Regions from separate parts of the Homo sapiens genome. Here region 1 is linked to region 2. A link is a loop called in an ENCODE intact Hi-C map of the cell type or tissue named here. Cell type or tissue: MCF 10A. All regions are shown on one strand.

Region 1 (8,000 bases), 180 kb before region 2:
TTGGGTTGTGTCAGGCACCCCCTCTCCCCACCCCCTGCAATGCATTTTGTGGGGCACATTTTCCCCTGCGGCATTTGCTTGCAGCCCAACATACTCTCTTCATCGGCTTGCTGAGATGACTCATCCTCCCAGGCACAGCAAGAAGAAACAGGCAGCATGCCCATTGCTTGTTTATTCCTTGTTTTAATTTTCATTATTACGTTTCTCAGGAAATGCACGCCTTAGCTAACAGTTACTGGCAAAAAAATAAATAAATAAATAAGGTGTTTGAGTTCTTGCCAACATTTGGGGAAGCTGAATGAGATGCCTAGAGGAGGGTTGGCCCATCCTTTGCTTAAAGTTTTCTTTCCTTTTTTTCTTTTTTGTTTTTTTTCTGTCCTTTAGCCCATGAAGAGCATCATGCTTTTGAAGGTGGACGTGGAAAACACTAATTGCACTCTGTAAAGAATTCTTTGTCCTTTGCTGATTGGTTTTGGAAACGGTCTTAACAGGAGGGAGAGTGAAGAGAAGACTTGCCGAAGCCGATGCTGGTCAATTTAGAGTGGGTTTCTGTCCTTGCAGATGGGCAATTAGGACTCAAAGTGGCAGGTGGGGTGGGGGGAGATTGTGTGGGTTTCTACCGTCACATTACTTGCTTTTTAAAAAAAACACACACAAAAAACTTTTTTTTTGGCTTTCTAAATTCTCTGTTCTTTTCACTCTGATTTTTTTTTTTTTTTGCCGTTTAAAATTCCTTATTCAGCCTAATTATTGTTTTCTACACTCCCCTTTCATTGAGGCACAAGAAATGGGTTTCCCTTTAAGTAGCTCTGCTGTACCTAGTTAATGAGAATATGCATAATCGTGACAATACTGCTTTTGAATACCACACTGTACAAGGAGGAACACTAGCTTGGAGAAATCTGTCTTCTGATTATTTGTTGTGACACATTCCTATGTACTGTGAGCTGGGCATTGTTTTTTTCTGTCCCAGGGAAAAGAAAAACCATACTTAATGTGATTTTGCACTGACAGCACACAAATCTTTAATTTTCCTTTTTAAAACATTTTTTTTTAGTGATAAAAGGAAAATAATAGTTGGATTGCATAACATGAAAACTATAATCACAATTCAGTATCAGGATATAAATCAAGCTCTAAGTCTTTGGACCCTCTGTGGAAACATTTCTAACCCGAATTTTAATTTGGCCTTTTCAACCAAAGGCTTAGAGTGGTAGCAAGGGATTTCTTCCAATAGGAAACCTGATGTTTCTGATTTAAAGAGAAGGTGATATTTTAATTGTTTGAATTAAGCTCCTTGCAAAGTTCGGGTGTGTTTACCCACTTAGGGCTTTCTTTCCCAGTCAACGCTAACACATTTTGTTAAATGATCCCTTTCCCTGCTCACATTGTGTGTCATTTCTCATCATCAGTAGTCCTCCAGCCTGGGCAGCTGTCCCCACCCTTTTTCATGTAGGTGCAGGAAGTTAAATCTCATTTCCAGGATGCATGTGAACATTTACAAAGTTGAACTTTGAGTGCATTCTGCTCATATGAATTATTGGGATTGTTGATATATATTGTATTATGCTACCAAAGAAATATTGGTTTTATTAGAAGGAAATGGTCATCCTCTGGACCATGGAGACTAGCTCAGAATACGCTGATTTCCCTCTCCTGACTTTGCCAAGCCTTTGGCTGCTTTTGCCTGATAAAGGGCAGGGCCATCTGAAGACACTTCCCCCAGTCGGCTTTGGAGTCACGGGAGCTAGTGCCTGCTCACACATTTTTCAAAAGGGCAGTGCACTCAGAACTTCACTGTACCTGGGATTTTTAATTCCTCTTGCAGTGTTGACCAGCAGAGAGACTTGAGGCTACTTTAAGCCTCCACTATGTGTTTGTAGATAAAATTCTCCATTCAAACATTTTAAAGGACTTTGAACATTATCTGCTTATGGAAGTTGTGCCCTTCACTTGGTTAGTAACCACCTCAGCCATAATACTTACCATCATAGGTTTCTTAAAATGCTTTTTTTTTTTCCCTAAACTTGAGTTTCCTTAGTGATTTCAAAATGAAGTATAAGAATATCAGATCCAGTTAGCAAAAGCCTAGGACTTGTTTCTCCAAACATTGTACTAACATTCAACTTGTTTTAAAATTATGACTCAAGAATTTTAAAAAATTATTCTGGACATGAATTAAAACTTTTTTATAATATAAGTATTTTTCTGATTGAAAAAAGGATATAATTGACTTCACTCTAATTGTCATGTATATTTCCATAAGTAAATGGATTTTGAAGTATTTTTATTTTTTGAACTTTATTTAAAGCATTTGTGATGACATGTTCAACTTTTGCATGTATGTAGCCTTTGAAGTAAAAATAAATAGGAATGTTAGGCTCACGTTAATATTTCTAGTTTCTGTTTATGATCATGGAACATGACTAGCACACAAAGTAGATTTTTGCCCCAGTGAACTTCTGCAACTGTTTCTGACCCTTTAGAAAATACCAACTGTGAGAAGGATTTAATTTGCCTAATGTTAAAAACCTATCATCTAAATTACTTTCAGAGAGGATTTTGTCAGATTTTGGTTTGGAAATTGTTTTAATTGAATATTTAATCATAATAGACTTTGTATGAACTAAGCTGATTTAATCAGTTTAAAAACCTCTCATTACCTTCTTAGATTAAAGAAGCTAATACTGTTTTGAGATAGAAGGAAATATTTTGTGGGGCATGTGACTTTTGTGTTAAGGCAGTTTACCCATCTTGGCTGATGTGGGGAAAGTGCAAACTTCCAGTAGAATCCCGGTCTTTTCATCCAAGTGCTTGCAGGGGCAGCCTTGTAGTCTGCAAAGAACCATGCAGAAACCAAAGAGCTTGCTTTTTTGTCTTTGTAATTCCTTAGGGTCTGTGATATATGCCAGGAAATCTGATTGAAACTAATATGCTTTTTATTCTCCCATTATTCCCTAAATTGTTATATCACAGGCACTTGCCTACATTGGGAAAGTAAGGACAAATAATACCCATTTAAAGTAACTTGCCTATATTTTGACTGTCTTTCGTAAGCACTTGCTGAACTGCTGACTTAACTCAGTTTTAAGATTTCCTCTTTCCCCCCAACTTTTCCACATTTCTTAAATGAGGGTGTAATTTACTGCAAACATGTACATTTAATATAATATTGCTGTTAGATTCGTGGTACACTTTATGAAGCAAAAACATGAAAAGGAAACCACAACTCTAATAAACTTTAAATTAAAGATTAAGATGACTCTTTCTCACCCCTCTTCTTGAGTTTAGCCCATGTCTACACCATGCACACAGTCACAAGACTTTATAGCTTAGAAACTTTAGGTATAATTGGGTCCTATAGACATAATATACAATCCACCAACTGAGCCTTGGCCGAACTTGTCCCTTGTTAAAGACGTAGGGCTAGCCAGCCACAGAGCTGGGTATTGAAGTCGGCAAGTTGTATCCCGGTGCAGGCGTCCTTAAATGGAGAGTACTCAGAATCTGCCAGCCTTAACCTGCCCACTAGCCACCCTAATCAAGCATTAAATATCTGATCCAATCTGGCCACTGGTGTAACTCCGTAATCAGACATCCTGTTTGTAAACAGCTCCTCCTTCTCTCCCTCTCCCTCTCAGAGACAGAAGTGGTGCTGGGGTTTGGAGTTTGAAAATAACCTTCCTATGACAGGAAGTGGGCTTTTGCTATTAGTTGCCCAACTCTTAGAGGATCCCAGCTTGTGTCTTTAGACAAAACTGACAGCCTTTGGAACGATCGCATGGTGGCGCTGCCTTCCAGCCAACAGTTCTGGCTCAGCAGCAGAATTTATCCAGCTATGTTTGTAGAATTTTTTTAAGATCCTACTGCATTTTGCTCTTAAGCTTTTATAAAAATTTGACGAGAAAATGTAAAAATGATACTTGGCAATAAGACATTTAGTTTTCATGCACCTAATAAAAATGTGTCAAAGCTAGATCGCTCCAGATGTGCTTAAAATATCTCAAATCCTAGGCTCTCATTGGCCTTATAAGTGATTGGGAAGAAAAAGAATAAAATAAACTCACATATAGGAGATATGGAAAATATTTCATCAAATATTATGCCCAAAGAGAGAAAATTAGGAGTTGATTTTTTTTAGCACTCTGAATATGGAACTTCCTTTTAAAAATGTAATTCTACCCTTCACCTTTCCTACATTGTATGTTTCTGTGAGATTTTACTCATTACAAGTGAAAGTAGAGGACTGCCTGTGAATTGTTCACTTCTGAAAAGAATATATTGAGATCAGTTAAAATTACTCAAGAGTTTGGTGACTCAGGATTGTAAAAAGCCTGGATCTCAACAGCTGGGAGGAGTCAGAGGGTGAAGTGGGAAAAAATAGGGACTGAGAGGCAACGAAAAGTCCCTTTGAACCTGTGGTCATTTATAGCAATTAGAGTGGGTTGCCCCTCTACTTCTCCCAAGAAGAAATCCCAAATAGATTCCTTTCATGTCAGATTATACTGTTCTGATTTTATTTTCTATTATTTTTACATATACATCCAAATCTAAGAATACTTATTCAGATTGGCCCACTCAGGCCAAAAGTCACTGTCTTGTGTTCTAGAAATTCTTTCATGTTGCTGACATAAATCCATTTTTAAAAGAACATTCAGGGACTCTTAGAATTTTAGAGTGGAAGGGACCTTTGAGATCATCTACCAGTGCTTCTCACCCCTTAGCATGCAGCAAAATCACTCAGATACTTACTTATTATTCACATTTCTTGACCCCAGCACTAGAAATCTGGGAGGATATCTGCATTTTTAACAAGTGCCCTAGTGATTCTAATGCTGATGGTGCTCAGATCGCTCTTGGAGAACCCCTGATTTTATCCAACTCCCACATATGACAAATGAGGAAAGCCTCCCAACCCTAAGCTCTGTCAGGTGACCTGATTCCAATGTATGATACCAACAATCTTATGAAGGCTGGAGAAAACCATTAATACTGAGACTTGAGTAGATGATGCTCGTGAATAAGAACTTTATGGCTGGGACCACAGCAGTCATGGGAGCCCATCCCTGGAAGTCCATAATATAAAGCCTTTAATACAGAGTGGTGGTTTTTCTCTTTTCTAAATACCATTTCAGTCTGTTAAGAGAAAAGAAATTAGTGTTCAGAAAAGTAGTTACTCCATATGTGCAGTAACTACTTTTCTATAATGTCTTATGGCATCTGGGGTTCAGCATCATTGAACAAGATTAAATGAACGTTATAGAGCTATAAAATTGCATGTAAAATAACACAAAACTGTTCAAATGACTATCAAAGTAGCCTGGGAATGAATTTCCACTAAAATTAATTGTCACTTTCAAAACGTAGCTTAGCAAAGCTGTTACTAAACTGGAGAGATCCTTTAATACATAGAAATGTCAAAAAAATCAAATAAGTATTCCCTAAACGATGTGAGTGATAAGCAAAAGTCATTGCAAAGTCAGTATTTTTTTGTTCATCATTGCTACTGAAATTCAGAGTTCCATTGTATATGTGTGTCTTGAGTGTACCTTATTAGAATATCCAATACAATAGCTTTTGGATATTCTATGCTTTTGTGTCCTTCAGAAATCATGAGATTGAAGGAATCTGTGTTAAATGTTTTTGTTTTGGTTGCTGCCTGAAAAAAGTTACCAACTCATTTAGTGAAATGCAAGATTTCTTTATGAAAATTTCAATTTCTAATATCGAAGTCAGATAATTTTTCTTGAACTTTTATTTTGGAACAGATGTTTATTTCGGATCTATTAAAGTGTCAACTTTGCATTATAGAACTGAACATGAAGTAAATTGAGTGTTTCTGAGTTTTCTATAGAAAATTTATGCTACCTCTCATCTTTTCACATACAAATAAGCAACTTTTAATGAAGGCTTAGGGTGAAAATTTTAATTTTAGCACTTTACATTACATGATGAATGGTGAATATTAAAGGACTTTGAACATTTTAATAAACTTACAGTGTTTCTGTTTTCAAATAGAGGTATTGATGCTGTGGATATACATTAAATTCTCCCCAAAGTTCTCAGACTTTAATCAGATAATGTGGCTTACAACCATTGTTTTTGTTTTTAAGTTTTAACACTGTCTTTTCAGTATTCATTTAAAACAAGTCACCATGACTTTGAATATATTCTCATGGAGAATTTATTTCAATGATTATATAAAAGAATTTCAAAATTTAAACTAGTGAGCATACTTTAGCTTGAGACAGCTAACATTATTTGTCCCAAATTTAAAATCTTACATTGAAAGTTATTAATTCTTTAGAATAGTCTTACCTGTGTAAGTTGAACCAGGTTTGTTTGATTATGTTTTGGATCTGCTTGTGCCCCCACCCCCCTATTTTATACCATCTGTGCCCTGTGCAGTTGGGGACCCTTTCACATCTGGCTACAAGCTGGTGTAATGCCCTTCCTTTTGATCTGGCTTCATCTAGTGATTTGCTCAGTATTTTTAAGGTCAGACTGAAAACTTTTCTGTTCTAGTTATTTTTGATTTTATATTGTGTGTTGTGTTTGATGTTCAGATACATGTGAAAGTTGCTTCTATAAGTCAGTATTTTTTATTCCAGCCTTTTGCAGCAATAAGGTAAGACTAGACTATACTTTTCTTACTTGAAAAGGTAGTGATTTATGTGTTTAGTGCAAATGTTTAGACTGTTTTGCAATTTTCTAATTTGGGACTATATTGCTATGAATTTGTGCTTCTTCATTTTTCAGGGTAGTAGTTCACAGGGTTTGTTTAAGTGTTAGTTTGTAGAACTTTATTTTGAGATCTTTTGTAATCTGTTGCTACTAATTCTCATTCTGTATTGAGGTTCTTATAGTATAGAAATGTCATTTTCATCCTCCAGTTTAAAAATTTCATGCAGTTTAATCAACCACATCACTTAATCATTATTAGATTTCCAGTGTGTGTGTGGTGATTAGAATAACCTTGTTTATTACAACACATATTAAAAGTTTCTGTCCAACACCTCTAATATGTGTGACGCTGCTAGCATGGAGTCTGACGCTTAGTAGGTTATCTGGTATTCTGATGGGGAGTAACTGTTGTTATTTTTACACTTCCCTGTTGAACACATTTGATAATAGGGCTCATCTGGGTCTCTTAGAAAACGTATCTTGCTTATTTTAATTCTTTTTCTTTACCCTCTATTAAGAATGGTTCCGTTTTAGAATAAGTCAATTACTCTCGTTGCTCTTTTGTGCTGCAATTTGCTGGTGAGATTCAGTTGTCCCCTGTTTCGGCAAGTAAAGTGAATTTACTCCTCCTTTCTGGCTGTCTAATATATTCCTTTAAAAACAAACAAAACGTACCAACAAACTCTTCTTCCATTCATCTGCAGACTTTCCTATCTCTCCCTGCAGAAACAAGCAATTCAGGATCTTATGTGTGATGCCTAATTAATTTTAACACAGCGAATTTAATGAAATCGTTGAAGAGCAGGGCATAACACTAGGAAGGCTTTAAAATTTCATAATGTTTCCCTCTCATATTTGCATCTGATTACTGCCACCATGCATTCTGTGTGTACTTTATCATCTAGTCGTTATTGATGCACTTTTTGGAATGTGTTCTCGGTTGTTCTATTAGCATAGGTTCCTCTGCCTTGTCACCTAACGTACAGTTTTCTTGGAAGCCAAGACCATGCATGCCTTTTCTTCCTCAGTGATCCTTTCGCTGCAGTAACTGCTATTAAAGAACTTTTAACTGCTTTTCGTTAATGAATGCATAAAAAAATCTCTGGAATCCTACAAGACGATGGTTCTTTTGTTACATGAAGAAAAGAAAAAACAGTAGCATTTGCAAGGGCCAGCAAGTTAAAATATATGTCATTAAAATATGTTTCTATTTCCCATCATCTGGCTAGGCTGTGGTGCTGACTAGCTTATTTCTTGCCAGAGAAAATAAGTTTAAATCATAAGCATATTTAACTAGCAAGCATAAATCATAAATT
Region 2 (8,000 bases):
TAATATTTCATTATCATATGAATCAGAAATAGTTTTTAACTGACATTTATTTTTCTGTTTTCATATACTAGATAATGCTGTGATGTATTCCTTTGTGACCTTGTAGTTGAATTCTCCCCAGTGATTACTATTTTGTTAAAAGCATGCATTCCTGTTCACTCCTTACTCTTTGGAAGGGATTCTAAGTCTTGTTGAAGCATATCACCACCCAACTGGAAAGGCGGTGTCAGTTTACCCTGGCCCTGGCTGTGCATGAGAGTACCTGTTTCTATTTGTGAAACTTTAATGTAAAATTAGATCAATGGGCATGAAAGAAAACTGGGGCATAATTAAGTTCTGTGGTTCGCTGACCCAAATCTGGTACCATGAAGGACTGGCAGCAGCTCACACATTTGAGAGAGGAGAGAGCAGCCGGGGACACTGTTGTTCACTTAGTTGTGTGGTCCAAGCAAAGATGAGAACAGCAGCTCTCAGGTGTGGAGCCGTTGCTGGTTGACTAGGCATTGAGCACAGTGCTCTCCAATTGGATAATTTAATCTCAGCAATGCTTGGAGGTAGGGACTTTCATTAGCCCCATTTTATAGAAGCAGAAATGGAGGTTTAGAGAAACTGTAAAGTGTGCAGAATTACAAGGCTACTCTATGGCAACGTTGGGAGCTGAACCCAGGTGCCCTGATGTTCAGCTTCCTGCTCTTGTCTTAGGATATTAGTAATGGAGGTGGAAATCTGGATGCAAGAGCCAGCACTGAGCCTAAGTCAAGGGCAAACGTGGTAGCTGGCTGGTACTGAGGGGAAGGACCAGCTTCCCCCAGTTGTTCAGCTTCCTGCTCTTGTCCTAGGATATTAGAAATGGAGGTGGAAATCTGGATGCAAGAGCTAGCAGCGAGCCTAAGTCAAGGGCAGACGTAGTAGCTGCCTGGTACTGGGGGAAGGATACCGTGGAACCCCTTAGTTGGAAAAGTTATCAGCTAGTTGGAAAAGAAAACCTGGGGATTTGGCAAACACAGGGAGGTGAGGAGGGGGAGCCAGTGTAGGGAGCGTGTGCGGATTCGAATAGCAGATACGCCGCCGTGGAGACAGGAGATGTAAAACTACCACTTGCCCTGTTTCAAGGTTTACATGCATTATCCCACTTAATCTTCAAACCACTCCATGATGTAGGAAGTATCATTACCTCTGTTTTGCAGCTGATGAAACAGAGGCCCAGAAAACTTAAATAGGGTTGGACCACGAGTATCACAGCCAGGATCGGACCCCAGGCAGCCAACTCCCAACACTGCCGAAGCCAACTGCGAACTAAGGCTCAGTGGAGAATTTGCAACCTGGGATATATTTGTTGGAAGTGATTGCTCCCTCCTTTTGAACTTTGCAGCAATTATTGTCTGTAGAATTCATCTGGCAATTAATCATGTACTCCCGGTGACAAGGCTCTTATTGTTGTCTTGAAATGTTATTTAAATCGCACATTGTTATTTAACTTCTTGCCCAGAGAGGCAGACTGTGCCTGGGTATCCCCCACCTCACCCAGTGCATGTGGTACCACAGTGCAATAAATGTTTGATTTAATTTCATTTGAGAGGCTTCCGGGCGGAAGTGATAATCTCATCCTTTAGACTTTAGTGACAGGTGACATTCGTGGAGGGGAAGAAGTAGGAGAGGAAGGGGGACGATGCCCACAGTTGTGATTCAGAAGAAAATGGGAGAATTGAAGGGAGACCGAGAGAAGAATAGAAAGCATCCCTCTTCAGGGCTGGGCGCAGTGGCTCACGCCTGTAATCCCAGCATTTTGGGAGGCCGAGGCAGGCAAATCATGAGGTCAGGAGATCGAGACTATCCTGGCTAACACGGTGAAACCCTGTCTCTACTAAAAATACAAAAATTTAGCCGGGCGTGGCGGCAAGCGCCTGTAATCCCAGCTACTCTGGAGGCTGAGGCAGGAGAATCGCTTGAACCTGGGAGGGGAGGCGGAGATTGCAGTGAGCCTAGATTGCACCACTGCACTCCAGCCTGGGCGACGGAGTGAGACTCCATCTCAAAAAAAAAAAAAAAAAAAAAAAGCATCCCTCTTCTACAGTCCAATAGGAGGACTGAGTGCATGCCTCATATGCCGTCATAAACTCCCTCCTTGTCTCCTGTCTTGGGGGAGATGTCCTGTCTCATTTCCAAGCTGCACTACCAGGGGTGACTTGGGTCCTTGCTTTTCTGCTTCCCGGGTTTGCCTGACTTCACGCAAGAAGCCAAGGGTTTTAGACAGTGGGAGGCAACGTAGAGGTCTGAACAGAATTATAACTCTATGTTGCCAGGTTGTCTTTATTTTGGGAACCATTCCAAACGTTCCTACTTTTCCTGTTTGAGCTGTTGGAAAAATGGTACTCAGTAGTATTCACTGGTGGTTAAGGGACGAGGCTTGGGTTTCAGAAAGATGTGGCTCTGTCACTGACTGTGGTCTTGGGTAAAGGACTTCCCTTCACCAGCCTTGGTTCGTTCATCTGTAAGATAATAGCATTTACTCTTGCCACCGTTATAAGGCTTAATAAGAGGGTGGATGAAAATGCTATGGACAGAGTACCTCATGTGCAGTGCAGCACAGGCTTTGCACATGTTAGTTGGTGTTAGAACTGGAAGTACCCAGGAGAATATCCAAAAGTCCTACGACCGCATTGAACACCAGGGTGAAGGACCAGCGTGTTCCTTTCCTTTCTCATATTTGCAACAGAAATGTCACCACTTGGGCTCCGTGACACTTTTCTTGATGACATTGTCCTGATCATCAGCTCTTCCCTTGGCGCCTCGAGACATTTCCAAACCACATCATTCCACACACCCTGGAATGTGCACGTTTCCTTTGTCAGAAGGAACTGTGGCCATCAGACGTTGGACAGCTCTGAGCCGGGTTGTTTTCTTCTCATCTACTTACTGTTGTGCTGAAGTTTGGTTTTATTTTTTAATGTAAGAATTGTCTGGAAGTTATTCTTCAGTCATTTCATTAGTCATTTACTTTCTTGGTTTTGAAAATTGAGGAAAAATTACTTTGAGGCAGTGGGTCAGATGAGCGTGGCTGGCTGGGTAACCCATTTCCCGCTGAGTCACCTGTCTGCTCAGACAACTAAATGCTGAAGTATGCTTGATGACTAGTCACTGGCCAACGTCATATTAATCTGAAATTTCGTTTCTGCTCCTTTTAAGTTATGGTAGCTTTGGTTCCTTGGTGGGTTTTTTGAAAGTGCTCCAAGTATTGTATTGATTGGATGATGTAGCCTGGAATTCTCGGTTATCCCCCAAAGTGTTTTTTTCGATTTGAGGCATAAAATTATGACATAGTATTGTTCAAAAAGATGGGATTCAAATGCCTTCATTTTATAAGAAGGGAAACTCAGGTTCCGAGAAGCTCACTGACTTGCGAAACATCTCAAACAGTTGTTGGCAAAGCTGGGATGGCGTTGATCTTCCTGGGAATTTGTGATGTGTACTCACCCCCTGGGTCTTGCTGCACTTCTGCTAAAACTACCTGGAAATTATTTATTTTGGTCTTCTTCCTTGATAGAAGAGAATCTGAAAGTCAGGAATAGTGGCTGCCTCCAAATGCCCTTGGCTCCTTCTCCTGACCCCCTAATGAGCATGTCCCCAGAGCATGTTATAACCTTGGAAAACAAGGCTACTTAGTATGTTTGTACTCTGATGCCTGTATGTTCTGTACATGATCTGGCCTGAATGATGGATGAGGCTCCATACAGGCTTCCTGTGTCTTCTGCCATTCTCCCCTCCCTACAGTACCATACCTGACGAAATAATAACATCGAGTCACTGAGGAGGTTTACCATAGTGTGGTGCTACAACCTTAATTCGTGGTGTTTTTTTTTTTTTTTTTTTTCGAGACAGAGTCTCGTTCTGTTGCCCAGGCTGGAGTGCAATGGCACTATCTTGGCTCACTGCAACCTCCACCTCCTGGGTTCAAGTGATTCTCCTGTCTCAACCTCCCGGGTATCTGAGATTACAGGTGTGTGCCACCACATCCAGCTAATTTTTGTATTTTTAGTAGAGATGGGGTTTCATCATGTTGAAATTCTGTTTGCTTTTTAACTTAACTTGAGCATAAGCTTAGAAGATGATTTGGGGGCTGGGGGCTTTATTTATTTTAGCAAGTAATTTGGCCTGTATTTTTATTCCTTTAAGTAATTTGTAACTAACTACAAAGGCCTCTGGTAAGATGGCTTTTGTTTCTAGTTGGAACATGGAGACCAAGAGAACTCTCTAGAAAACAGATTTGGCTCCACTGCTATGGGACTTCACACTTACCTCCACAGAGGGGCTCTTCTGATGCCTCTATGTAAACAGCACTTTTAAATCCTACTTCAGGGACCATTGGTTTTCTCTCAAGAGATATGTTCCTTTTTTTTCTTCTCTTAACTCTTTTGTTATTTTACTCCTTTTCCAATAATGGAAGGCTTTTCAGTTTTACATTAGAGGCTACTACTTGTTTTTTTTTTTTTTTCTAATTGTAAAGCAGGCAAAAATCATCACAGAAAACAGATCTCAAAAGAATTGCACTTAGTGTTGTGACCTAGTTGGTTTCTTCATTCTTTGAAACATTATTTGATTTTTCCTCCCGTATTAGCTGTTATGTATGCCGGTTACATAACCTTAATTTTTCATGGAAAATATGGATGTCATCAATTAATAGGACTACCCCTGCTGTTGTTATGGCTGGCTTCTTCTAGAATGTTCCCACTGGGGAAACTGAGGCTTAGGTTTGATACTGCAGGATTTGCCATTGTAATGTTTTCCTTTTAGTAACATCATCATTATGAATATAATTCTTGTTCTCATCCAGTAGAGAGCCTTGGTTACCGGCAACCCAGTTCAAGCCTTTGAATAGATACATAGGGATCACCTCTCTAGTGTGAAGATGAAAATAATATAATTTGTTTACCACCTTGAGTTGTTTACCACAGGCTGTGAAAAATATGTTTTGAATTTAAAAGTGTGAAAAACAAGTGTGCTAGCTATCAAAAAAGCTCTCCCCTCAAAGTAAACATGTTTATAGAGCAAGACTCAAAACAAAATACTTGATAAGCCTAGCCAATCAAAAGAAAGTAAACATGTTTACCACAAAAGCCTTATAAAGAACCCAGATGGCAGCCAGCTCTCTGTTCACTTGACCGTCCTTCCAGGGAGCTGCAGAGGCTCCCCTGGGCCTTGGGGACCGGGCCGCCACTTGCCCTGCTAGCAGGGGGCCTGCCTTGTGCTAGCTGTGCTCAGTTAGCTAGACCCAGTTTGCCAGTGGGAACGGAAGGTTTGTGTTTTCTGCCATTTAATTGAATCATGAGTGGAAGGTATTTGTGAAAATGATTCTGGAGTTCCCATGATTCTTAAAGAGCAACTTGTTATAGATAGGGTGCCAAGTGGGCTTCTGGGGGACTCTTCCTGGCTCCCCAAAAGAGCCTTCCTGATGAGCGTCACGCCTCCCAACCTTCTGTGTTCCAGGCGCTGTCGTGCCACCATCCAGGATATAACCTGCAAATCCCAGACCCTGCCTTGCTGATCTCACTCTGCGAAAGAAACCAAAGAGCTTGAACAGGAAGTCAGTAGAAAAGACAAGGCCATCTTGAGGGATACCAGGGTTTTCAGGGCACTGGGTACCACAATATGAGTCTTAGATGATGTAAAAGACACCGAGTTCAGAAACGTGAAGGTGGATTGTGTGCACTGGGAGGAGCAATGGATTCAAGGTGGTTAGTGGCATTAAATTATTTTGACTATAGTCACCTTGCTGTACTATCAACTACCAGGTCTTATTCATTCTTTCTATTTTTTTGTACCCATGCAATGAACATTTTCTTCGAAAGGTCATGTTGTTGTTCAAAAGTGTTTTCACCTTTTGGGCTGGGCACGGTGGCTCACGCCTATAATCCCAGCAATTTGGAGGCCAAGGTGGGTGGATCATGAGGTCAGGAGATTGAGACCATCCTGGCCAACATGGTGAAACCCTCTTTCTACTAAAAATACAAAAATTAGGTGGGTGTGGTGGTGCGTGCCTGTAATCCCAGCTACTCGGGACGCTGAGGCAGGAGAATCGCTTGAACCAGGGAGTCGGAGGTGGTGGTGAGCCGAGATGGCACCACTGCACTCCAGCCTGGCAACACAGCGAGACTCCGTCTCAAAAAAAAAAAAAAAAAAAAGAAAAGCATTTCAGAGTTTGGATTTTTTTGATTAGTGATGCTCACTCTGTAGTAAAATACCTGAGAAAGGTGTTGAAGAGCATTTTTGCCATTTATTTATTTATTTAGAGACGGAGTCTCACTCTGTCACCCAGGCTGCAGAGACTTGATCTGGGCTCACTACAACCTCTGCCTCCCGGATTCAAGCAATTCTCCCACCTCAGCCTCCCGAATAGCTGGGATTACAGGCACCCGCCACCCCACCTGGCTAATTTTTATATTTTTGGTAGAGACAGGGTTTCACCATGTTGGCCAGGCTGGTCTTGAATTCCTGACCTCAGATAATCTGCCCATCTCAGCCTCCCAAAGTGCTGAAATTAACGATGTGAGCCACTGTGCCTAGCCATCCTTGACATTTAGAAGTAACTGCCAGTTGGCTGGGCAGGAAGCGGTGGTTCCCTTACATGTGACTATGAATAGAAAGGTTTCCATGGATCTTGGAATCACGGTGGAGGAAGGTGATGGTACTTTCCTTGAGGGTAGGTGACAGGTGAGGTGGGCTGTTGGCAGAGGAACGACTTGGCTGTAACAGGAATTGAAGAGAGACCAACTCTTTCTTTTTTAGTTGCTTGAAGTTGAAAGATGTAGAATGAGTGGCTTCTGGAAAAGGAGAGAGGGGACATCTTTAAGGGTAAAAGGCAAGTCTCTCCATTCATCCAGATGATGGTAGTGGAAGATGGTGGAGAGAGGTGAGCACTAAGGCCCAGGGGAAGGAGGAGTGGAGTTTCTTCAGCACAGAAGGGAGATTCTGGAGTGTTCTGAAGCCAGCAGGATGATGGTCTATCTCATCCCCAAAGAGGGGAAGTGATCAGTTAGGTCAGTTGTTCTCTAGAGCAGGGTTTGGACATAGATGGGGGAATGGAGCAGACAGATGCCACAGGAAAAATCTCACTAGCCTGCGAGTTTCACATGGAATATTCAGGAGATTGTTAGTGAAAAAGAGAGCAATAAACAAACAAACCGAAAAGGTTTCAGGTTGAGCCTCAGAGCTAGAAAAGTAATTACGTAATTCCCCATGTGTTCTAATTAGTCTAGTGGGTTTACTTAAAAATTTGTTTTTGAGCATAGATACCAATAAGTCCTCTGGTGAGTTGAAAGAAACCTTACTAGTGGAAGATTAATAAAAGGAATAGTGATTGGTTAGTTTTAGGGAACTTCACTGAAACAAAGTTAGTTAAATGGGCTTGCCCAAACCATGGAGGTTGGTGTAGTGACCCATTTGGTTAAATCTGGTGACCGTTTTTTACCAGAACTTTATTAGAACTTAGCGCTAAAGACAGATGCTTATTTAGGGCACGTTTGAGTTATTATTATTATTATTTTAAAAACAGAAGTATTATTTGTTCTTCTTTTCCTAGCCTATGAATTGAGGTGGATTGGCATCTTATTTATGAGCTGACAAACACATACCTTTTTTTGCAGCTGATGTGCTTTTTTGAACTGGGTTCAGCATTGTCAAAAAGTTATTCACAGGAGTTGGTGATGGAGCCCGCTCCACCCACTTCTGTTCCCTTTCTATTTTGGTGCCATTTGCAACAAAGGAAACTAAGTTTGTAAATTAGAGAAGGATTGAAGCTCTCACAAATGCACTTCTTATCAGGTTGTGTAACAGATTAGACAGAGCAGGCTCACTCTTGCTGTGGCACGTGGGACCCGAGGAAACATCCATGCAAACTCCATGAGGTGGCCTTGGCCAGGGGACTCCCAAGTTTTCTGGCCAATCTGATTTAGTTGCATTTAAAAACGAACAATTATGAAGATGTATATATCTGCATGTCTGTA

The links. A loop is a pair of places that touch in the nucleus more often than their neighbours do. Peaks named below come from ENCODE experiments on the same cell type or tissue, not always from the same donor. Only the 100,000 strongest peaks of a DNase experiment are listed, where the experiment ranks them.
Region 1: a loop joins it to region 2, with 5 times the contacts of the local background. A loop is called at or near these places in 3 of 110 quality-filtered maps.

The regions. Positions count from the first base shown.
Region 1 is chr3:71,677,113-71,685,112 of GRCh38, reverse strand. It overlaps EIF4E3 (eukaryotic translation initiation factor 4E family member 3), which reads left to right. Exons shown (of 7, transcript NM_001134651.2): 7 at 385-8,000. The coding sequence ends at 431. Among named protein-coding and RNA genes, the nearest start is that of EIF4E3, 44 kb to the left of the region's middle. In MCF 10A, a CTCF peak has its summit at 3,807; DNase peaks (open chromatin) are centred at 142, 3,762 and 4,322.
Region 2 is chr3:71,499,473-71,507,472 of GRCh38, reverse strand. All of the region lies in intron 2 of FOXP1 (forkhead box P1), which reads left to right. Among named protein-coding and RNA genes, the nearest start is that of MIR1284, 39 kb to the left of the region's middle. RefSeq lists an enhancer at 2,658-3,857. In MCF 10A, no CTCF peak of the experiment used is centred here; DNase peaks (open chromatin) are centred at 3,102, 3,422 and 3,742.